Linked DNA regions of Homo sapiens: region 2 is linked to region 1. A link is a loop called in an ENCODE intact Hi-C map of the cell type or tissue named here. Cell type or tissue: ascending aorta. All regions are shown on one strand. Each heading gives the region's core, and the rest is flanking DNA. Links, peaks and the distances in the headings are about the cores only.

What was found. Hi-C counts contacts between places; a loop is a spot of excess contacts. Peaks named below come from ENCODE experiments on the same cell type or tissue, not always from the same donor. Only the 100,000 strongest peaks of a DNase experiment are listed, where the experiment ranks them.
Region 2: a loop joins it to region 1, with 3 times the contacts of the local background. A loop is called at or near these places in 1 of 110 quality-filtered maps.

Annotation. Positions count from the first base shown.
Region 1 is chr15:80,930,441-80,934,832 of GRCh38, reverse strand. CEMIP (cell migration inducing hyaluronidase 1) reads right to left here. Exons shown (of 30, transcript NM_001293298.2): 22 at 2,794-2,974; 23 at 1,373-1,588. Among named protein-coding and RNA genes, the nearest start is that of MESD, 57 kb to the left of the region's middle. In ascending aorta, for the core only: no CTCF peak of the experiment used is centred there; DNase peaks (open chromatin) are centred at 1,523 and 2,742; H3K27ac peaks cover 2,365 bases.
Region 2 is chr15:80,485,694-80,490,085 of GRCh38, reverse strand. The region is part of intron 5 of ARNT2 (aryl hydrocarbon receptor nuclear translocator 2); the gene reads right to left. LOC124903537 (a long non-coding RNA gene) reads right to left here. Exons shown (of 2, transcript XR_007064731.1): 1 at 2,212-4,392; 2 at 1-1,520. Among named protein-coding and RNA genes, the nearest start is that of ARNT2-AS3, 75 kb to the left of the region's middle. In ascending aorta, for the core only: no CTCF peak of the experiment used is centred there; no DNase peak of the experiment used is centred there; H3K27ac peaks cover 1,162 bases.

The sequences.
Region 1 (4,392 bases), core at 268-4,267:
CTGCCCTCTGCCCTGTCTTCCTCTGGTCCTTCTTCCTGCTAAATGCTAGCCCTGCCACCTACTCTGGCACCTGACCCCCACCAGCTGCACCCTGTGCCCTCTTTGCCCCTTATGGCCCTTTTCCTTCAGCCCAACACCATCTCCCTCTCCTATCACTCCTCCACCCCCAAACCACCATTTAGCTCCTTTCTAACACCCCAATTCCTGACACCCACGGTGGTGATAATAATGCCTGCCTTGTAGGATAGTTGTGAAGACAGCTATTCATACATGTTTCCTTCATTCTCTGAGACGACCTGGCTCACTGTGAACCTGACAATTCATTTTCTCAGGCCTCTCTCCCGTTACTCATTTATTCATTAGTCATTCATCAAAATACTAGAAGTAACAATAATATAATAATAGCTAACTAATATTTTAAGTTCTGCCCTGTTCTAGGCACCATCTAGACCTGCCCTGTCCCTCATGTGGCCACTGAGCACTGGACATGTGGCCACTGTGACTCAGGATCTGAATTTTAAACTTCAATTCATTTAAATTTCAAAACAAAAGCAATGTAAATATTTTTTCCTATCCCATTACCCTGATTTGATCATTACACATTGTATACATATATCAAATATCACACATTCTCCAAGAGAATATACTATGATATAGCAATAAAAATGCAAAAATAAATTAAAAATAAAATTAAAAATTCACATTAAACACAACGTTATTGTTTCAGTAGGACTACACTTCCCTTGGTTGAAAATTGAGTGGGCTATAAGTGTAAAATACACAGTAGACTTTGAAGACTTAGAAAAAAAACAAGAAGTGTTTTTAATGATTTTCTACACTGATTCATTTTGAATGATAGTATTTTTAATACAATTAAAGTATTATTAAAATTAAATTCTGTTTCTTTTTACTTTTTAACATGGCTACCAGAAAATTTAAGATTACATGTGTGGCTTGCATTATATTTCTATTGGATAAGGCTGATGAAACATTTTACTTGTATTTTCTGAAGCCACCCCCAAAATCTCGCTAGGAAAGTTCAACTATTTTACAGGTGAGGAAACTGAGGCTCCAAGAGACCAAGTAATTTGCCCAAGGTCCAATGGTAAGTGTTGGAGCCTGACTTGAATCGAAGCAGTTGACCCAGAGGGTTCTTTTTTTCTAAGCATTTTGCTCACCAAGTGTTTTGACTTTAACTTTGTAAAAATCCTACTGGGTGAGGGGAAAAAATAAAAGGAAAGAAAGAAAAAGAAAAAAAAATTCTGTATCTCTTTCTGGCCTGAAACAGAGCCAGGCATAGAGTAGACACTCACTGAATGCTTGTTGCATGAGTGAATAAGTGAGTGGCCGGCCCCCAGAATGGTGTCCCCACCTGTGCATAGCACCCACTGCAAATGGCCCCTCTCCAGTCGGGAACATTGATGCAGTCTGGGTGCCGGACCAGCCAGTTGTCATTCTTCGTGAGGTAGGAGCCAGGGTACTCGGACACGGAGCCGTCGACGTCATGGAACACAGATGTCTTATCCCCATCCATGTCCAGCTGGTTGAACCAGGGCCCAGGCTCTCCGAAGAACACTCTGGAAGTAATCTAAACAGAGCCCAGGAAAGTTAGGCAGGGCTAGAAGGTGAAGGGAAACTGCAGCCGTCATCAGGCCAGGGCGAGGTTTCCGATTTCCACTGACGTTACAAGCCAGCCAAAACAAAGATGCTCTCGGGCACTGAGAGAAACCACGTGGCTGACCCCTCCGATGCAACCGGAGTCACAGTCAAAGGTTCACTGTGCCTCAACTCCCAGACCTAGCACATGCTTTTGGCCTCTGCTCACTGGAGGGTTGGCTGCTGTGGATGAGCTTGGAGACTGCTCTGACACACAGCCTTCACCAACTGCAGAGATGGAGGAGGGGGACTGAGGACTGTGAGTGTGACTGTGTGTGAGAGGGAGGTGGGGGTGATGTGTGTATGAGAAAGGGTACACACACTTTTACACATACACACACACATACACGGGGGCATCCGTGTGCGAGAGAAGATGCATGTGGCACGTTTCAGGAAGACAGTTTTGCAGCATGAGCCCTTGCAGATTTCCATAACTGACCTCTTTCAGGCTCTCAGTTGCCTGAGTAAAGACATTAAGTCATTTCAGTTTCACATCGTTTCCCTCAGCCTGCCAGGAACTGGGCAAACAGGCAAAAGGCAGGAGCAGGGAGGAGAAGGAGGGAAAAGTCTGGGAATCCATAACCTGAAGGAAATGCACAGGAGGACTGGCCCCGGCTGGTCTCACAGGGCAGCCCTTGCTCCTGATCTCCTAATCCTCCGCCCCTCTTCTGCCTTCTCTGTCTAGGGCAAGGAGGCCTCTGTTTATAGTCTGCTCTCGGGGAGAGATTAAACAGAACATCATCAGCTAAGACTTCCCTTGGAAACTGTGGGGCTTGTTAGATTCTTTGTGCCAACTCAGGTGGCCTGGTCAGAAGACTCAGTTTGTCAAAGTCAAGTCCCTTGGAGGAACAGCCTAGGAACCTCAGTCCACACGTCGGGTTCCTCCAGAGGCTCGCCTGAGTTTTGAGCAGGGAGAGAGCAAGCGGGCATTTACCCAGACCTGACCTGTGGGGCAACCTACGCTTGTACTTTTCCAGTTTGGATGAAGAGCAAACTGGGACATGGCCCAGCCTAGTTGGAGGAGGCTTCTCAACCCCTGCGGTGGTGGCAATAGCTCAAACTCTGGGACCCAGGGGACTTGTGAATCACCATCCAAAGTCTGGGTTTGCCGGGAGTCTGCCCTGGCGCCTCACTCACCGGAACGTCCTCAAAGGCAATGCCGGTCACGTTGTTATGGGGGCAGCTCTGCCAGGCATTATTCAGGCGGAAGGCCAGGGCGCTGGTGTGCCGGCCCTCCAGGGCCACAAACTTTCGGAAAGTGCAGTTTTGGATGTTGATGGGGCCATCATATAACTGAATTCCTCTAATTGGAAAATTCCTACGGAGTTAAGGAAGTAAGATGTCAGTCTAAATGTTTTCCATTCCTATGGAGTTAAGGAAGTAAGACGTCAGTCTAAACGCCATGTTTGCCCCTTCTGAGGTGGATGGTAGCAGAGACTTCCTGGGTAAAACCATTCCTGATCCCCACCTCTAGAAACTCCCCCTGCCCCAGATCATTATTAATTAATTATTAATTCATTAATTAATTTAAAGCATGTATAGACACACTAAGTGTCAATGAATGACTGCCGGGTGAATGGATGGATGGATGAATGGATGGATGAGTTGAATATCCATCTAGTTGCTAGTTTGGAGTTTGGAGAATGGTCCTGTATTTCAACATTTTCCCCAATTTTTCCATTACATAAAGAGTCATTGGGTAAATACTGTAAATACCACTGGAGCGTGCCAATATTATGTTTCTTGGGAAGATAGAGCTGTTAGTCATTATCGCCTTAGTTTTAGTTGCTATAACAATTAAATCAGATTAAGACCCACATGAGTTTCTCCTCTGGGAGTAAGCCTTTCACATTGGCAGTGTGCTGGGTTTGGGAAACAGAGGGGAAAAGGACACAGAATGGAAGGTGATAAACATGATAAAAATAATTGTAAGGCAACATTTTCAGCACCCCTAGAAGAAAGGGAGGCCCCACTGAAAAGCAAGACTGTAGGCTGACAGAGAACCCCAAGAAGGCCCTGAGACCCAGAAGGAGGTGGGAAGCGGCAACAGGCTTGGACGTGGAGGTAGGAGAGACTGGACAAGAACTGGTGACTTGAAGATTTTGCCTTGGCTTAGCATGGAGTAGGTTGCTCAGACACACTTCTCCCATTGCCTCAGACTCCTGAGCAGAGCACAGGAAGCAAGGGTCTGCGAGGCTGGCTGGGCTTCCTGGTGGTCCTTCTTGGGCCTGGCCCCAGTCTAGGCTTGCTCCTTCTCCAAACCCAACATGTATGCTTATGCTGGTGTCTCTGTATCTGGGTCAAGCACATTGTCTTCCACAGCAAATATAAAGAAGAAAAAATAGAAAGATGGAAAAAGAAGCAGAAAAAATATCTGCCCACAGGGAGAGACCATACTCCAGTTGTCCCTGATCTTCAACCCTGGGCTCCCTTCCATTCCAATATGGTTCCTTGAGGAAGACCCTAGGCACAGCAGTCACGGTAACATGCCTTCAGTGGGCACCAAAGACTCCTTGCATTTCTATATTTTTACGTTTATAATTGATTAACATCATGATCTAGAATCCTGATTCTCAAGGGGTGGCTCCATGCATTTTTTCATTTCACATATTTTAGGGACAGTCCATTTTTACTAGCTCTATACTTAGGTTTTGCACTTCAGACCCTGACCCAGCTCTATACAAGATGGATCAACCATGATTAGGACTGCAGGCTCTTAGGTTCCTACTTGCAGAT
Region 2 (4,392 bases), core at 231-4,230, 440 kb after region 1:
GTGTGTGCACGAATCCCTGACTAGGTAGGGACTGAGAATACCTCCCAAGACAAAGCTGCCTACGGTTGGGGGAAAAAAAAAGATGACAAGCATTTACTGAGTACCCAGACCACGCCAGGCACTGTCTTGGGCACCATCCTCACACCAACACTGATGAGGAACTGGAGGCTCAGGGAGGATCCCTGTACCCTGTCCAAGATCACCCAACTGGTCAGCGGGGAAACGAAGACTCAAACCCAGGCAGAAAGTCCATGCTCTTAACCCCCCACCATGGCTGTCGGTGAGTCCACCCATCTGCCAATTCCCAGCCCTAGCAAGCAATGTGGGCTGTGCTAAGACGATGGCAAGGGTTACTGGGGATAACTTCAAACTGAGTACAAGTGCACTGTTCCAGTGTAGAAAGGGCTATCTTCTGAGGTGGCCAGCTCTGCCACTGCAGGTGTTCAAAAAGAAGCCAGTGGCCACTTCACAGGCCTATTATGGAGAGAGCTGTAGAACTGAGAGAAGAGTCAGCCTGTGTGACCCTCATGATGCCGAGCTCTTGTGAGTTCAGGTCCTTAGAACGTGTGCGCTCAGCTCAAGGTTAAAGAGTGGCATTGTAAATAGCTCATTGCAGAGTAATTTATGTCATCACCCAAAAGGAGAAAACTGAAAGCCATCTATCAGATCACTGCCTGAGCAAATGACTGTCCAGGGAGGCTTTGCGTTGGAGTAGAAGAAAAGAATCTACAAAAATAAAGGGAAAACTGGATGCAGATGTTTTCCTCAATTAGCTTCTACTAAAAAAGCAATAAACAGGAAAGATCAGTGCTATACGTGCACTTTTATTTAGCCATGTGGCATGAGTCATGACATTTCAGAGGGAAATGTGTCTGTCTTTGGTGAAGCTAAAGGAAACTATTTTATTTTCTTTATCACACTGGAGTTTTTGCAACAAAGCTATTTTTAACCAAAGTATTACAAAATATGACTATCACGTGAGATGATTACTGAAATCTAAATCATACCAGCAAGAAGCAATGATTCAATTCGTCTTTTCAAACATCCCAAAGTAACTCAAAGTAATTATATCTGCCTAAAAAAATACTACTTCTAGGTTATTTCTGTTGTAGTTTCCTGTTATAGAAGGAAGAAAAAAGTATTTGTCGATTGGCTTCCTGAACATCAAAGTTAGGATAAAAGATACTTCATTAGGAAATCAAGACTCTTTCAAAGAGGACTTAGAATGCTAAGTGCTGCACATTTTTCAGTTGTGTTGATGACTACATTTTTAACATTTTGGTTTTCGGTGGTAGTAAATTAAGAAACTATCTTCCTGAAATTTATCTCCTAGATAAAGGACAAATTAGGTTGTATTATTTTATTTTATTTTATTTATGCGTGGGGTTTGTTGGCAGGGGTCGCATTGGGGAGCAGTAGTTGGTCCACACTGGAATCATCAGGGTAGCTTTTGAAAGACAGATGTCTGAACTTCACTATGGTACAGTCGAGTTCACAGAAATGGAGTGGAGTCCTGGCATCTGAATTTTTAAAAGAATCAACAGAATTCTGATGCACAATGAGATTGAGAACCACTGTTTTAAGAGCTGGGAATTTTAAAAACTTATGTACAAAGCTGTAATAAATGTTCTTCAGGCGTCACTTGGGTATGCCTTGTTTCAAGAAAAGCCATAATACGAAAATGAGAATGTAGGAACTTTAGGAGGTGACTTTTAGCATTACAAAGAAGCACACCAGTGTTACATGGTTAAATCTCTGCATGAATTTAAAGCAAGATTTAGCATTCTCAAGTCGATTCACATACATTTTTGGTGGGATAGAAAATATGTATGTTGAACCACTGAAGAGAACTTTCACCGCCTACTCCCTCTTTATCCAGGACAGAGATGCACTGTTATTGGGAGTTGGGAAAGGCCTGGATCCTGCAGACCACCTCTCCCTGCTTCTCAAACCCAACTTCCTGATTCCCAACAGCCCAGCTCAGGCAGAGGCTGGAGAGCTCCCTCTACTACAGAATCTTGTTTAGAGGGAAGCGGCTTGTTCTCTAATGCCAAAAGGGAGAACCTAGTTGGATGTGTACATAAAATGCACATAAGGTTCACAGTGAGGGCTGTTCTACTTGTATCCCTGGCAGCCTCCCTGATTCCCTGTAAGCCCTGTGCTGGGGAGGCTGTGTCCTCTCCGTTATTTCTCTTACAAAGAAATATTTACCATGCATGGAAAATCCAGTCATTCAGTGACATTACTGGGCAAGCCTCCTCTTCCGGTCTTGCAATGCCCAGGTTGGCTTCTGTTTTAGATCCCTTCCCTAAGAAGTTGTTGCCATGAACAAAGCATGGGAGGTCTGCATACCTAGAAGACAAGGTCCAGAAGACGAAGGAGACTGGTGAGGGGCAGGTGCCCTGGTCTGGTTTCAGGGTCCGATTATAAAGGAAGCTTCTGGAAATGTAGGCACAATGGTCAAGTACCAGCTATCTAAGTCCAACATCTGGAAACTGAGCCCGTACCTTGCAGGCTGTCAGAGCCAGGCCTGAGCGGGCCAGGTGTCAGTCACAGACTATGTCCTGAGCTGGGGGCCAAACTTCTCAACTCCTGGATGTGCATGGCTTGTTCCCCACTCAGACATTCTGGCCCATCTCCCTGCACCCTCTCCTGCATCAGTTCCTGGACTTGACCCCTCCACGCGCCCCATCTGAACCCACCCTCAGTGTGGCGACCTGCCACTGCTCTCAGCAAAAACAGCCCTGACCTCGGCTCTGGATTGTGCCCAGCTCTGCTGCTGTGCGCATGGACAACATGAAGGGGCAGGTCTGACCCAAGGCACGGGGAGGTGGGCAGGACTCAGGCATGAGAGGATGAATCAGGTCAGGACAAAGGCAGGCGAAGAGAGATGGAAGCCCGGGCTCAGGGCTGGGTGGTATGAGAAGCAGGGAGAAGTACAGCAAGGGGCAGCCTGGAGGAATTCAACTGCCTGCCTGGGTCTGCACGGCGACTGAATTCCAAGCCCTGCCATATCAGGGAGGTGTGGAGAGGAAGAGGGGGAAGTGCTGCTCTGTCCCACCTAGGGTAGCTTCAGCCTACTCCAGATGGATGAGTGGTGAGCATCAGTAGCCCCATCTGGAAGGAAATGAAGAGGAATAGAGCAGGAAAGTGAAGCAGAGGAATCGATACAGCAAGGCTCAACCTGTAACCACGTTCACATCTGAATGGGCTCCATGCCTACATGGTGGGGCAAATCAAATCCCACACCACCCACAGCCTAGAAGACCATTCCTAGGGCTGTACCTCTGCTGACTCACTGCATAGGTGATTAGCAATTATAAAAAATTAACACCAGTGAGTATTCCTATCCCCCAGCAGGGCACAATGAGCACATTCTGCATTGCACCCAAGTTGATCTACAAAAATAGGCTTGTGGGTCCAAAGGGATCCATCAGTGAATGCATAAACATCAAAGGAAGCAGTGGATTTTGTGGCTTGACTCAACACGACAAGTCAGGGATGCTGAGGAGGTGCCTCCTGTCCTCCCCGCAGTTAAACTTGCTTCTAGTAGAAGAGATCTGACAATGAGAAGAGGCACCAACGAGGCCACCAATGACCCTGGATATCAGCTTTTTTAAAACACTATTTGGGTAAAGGACTAGAGTGAGTGGATCAACTCCCCTTGTTGGTTTCACTGCCTACATATCTGGTGAAGTTAACCACTTCCCTCCATCTCCACTGTTACAATCTATACTGGGTTTTACAGTGTCTCCAACCACCCCCTGCCCAAAATTCATGTCCACTCAGAACTTGCATATGTGACCTTATTTGGAAAGAAAGTCTTTGTAGATAGAATCAAGTTAAAATGAGGTCATACCAGATTAAGGTGGGCCCTAATCCAACAGACTGGTATTCTTAGAAGAGGGAAATTTGGACCCAGAGACACAAAGGGAAAATGCCACCTTATGATGGAGACAGAGATTGGACCGATGTGTCTACAAGGAATGGCAAGGACTGTCAGCTACCACCAGAGCTAGGAGACAGCCATGGAACAGGTTCTTCCTCACAGCCTCCAGAAATAACTGACCTGGCTGCTGACACCTTGATTTTGGACTTCTGACCTCCAGAACGGCAAGATAACACATTCCCATTGTTTTAAGCTGCCCAGTTTGTAGTAATGTACTACGGCAGCCAGAGGAAACTATACTCCTCCCCAACCCAAGCCTGCATCAGCCCTCGCATAGATAACTCTAGCATCCTCCTAACCTTGAATACCCCAAACCTGTCTGGTTGTCCTATGACATGTTCTCCACTCTGTCACCAGAGTGAGCATCTCACATCTAACATGGTTCATGGGCCTCTACTGGTTAAAATCCTCAGTGGCCTGCAATTGGTCTTGGAGTCAGCATC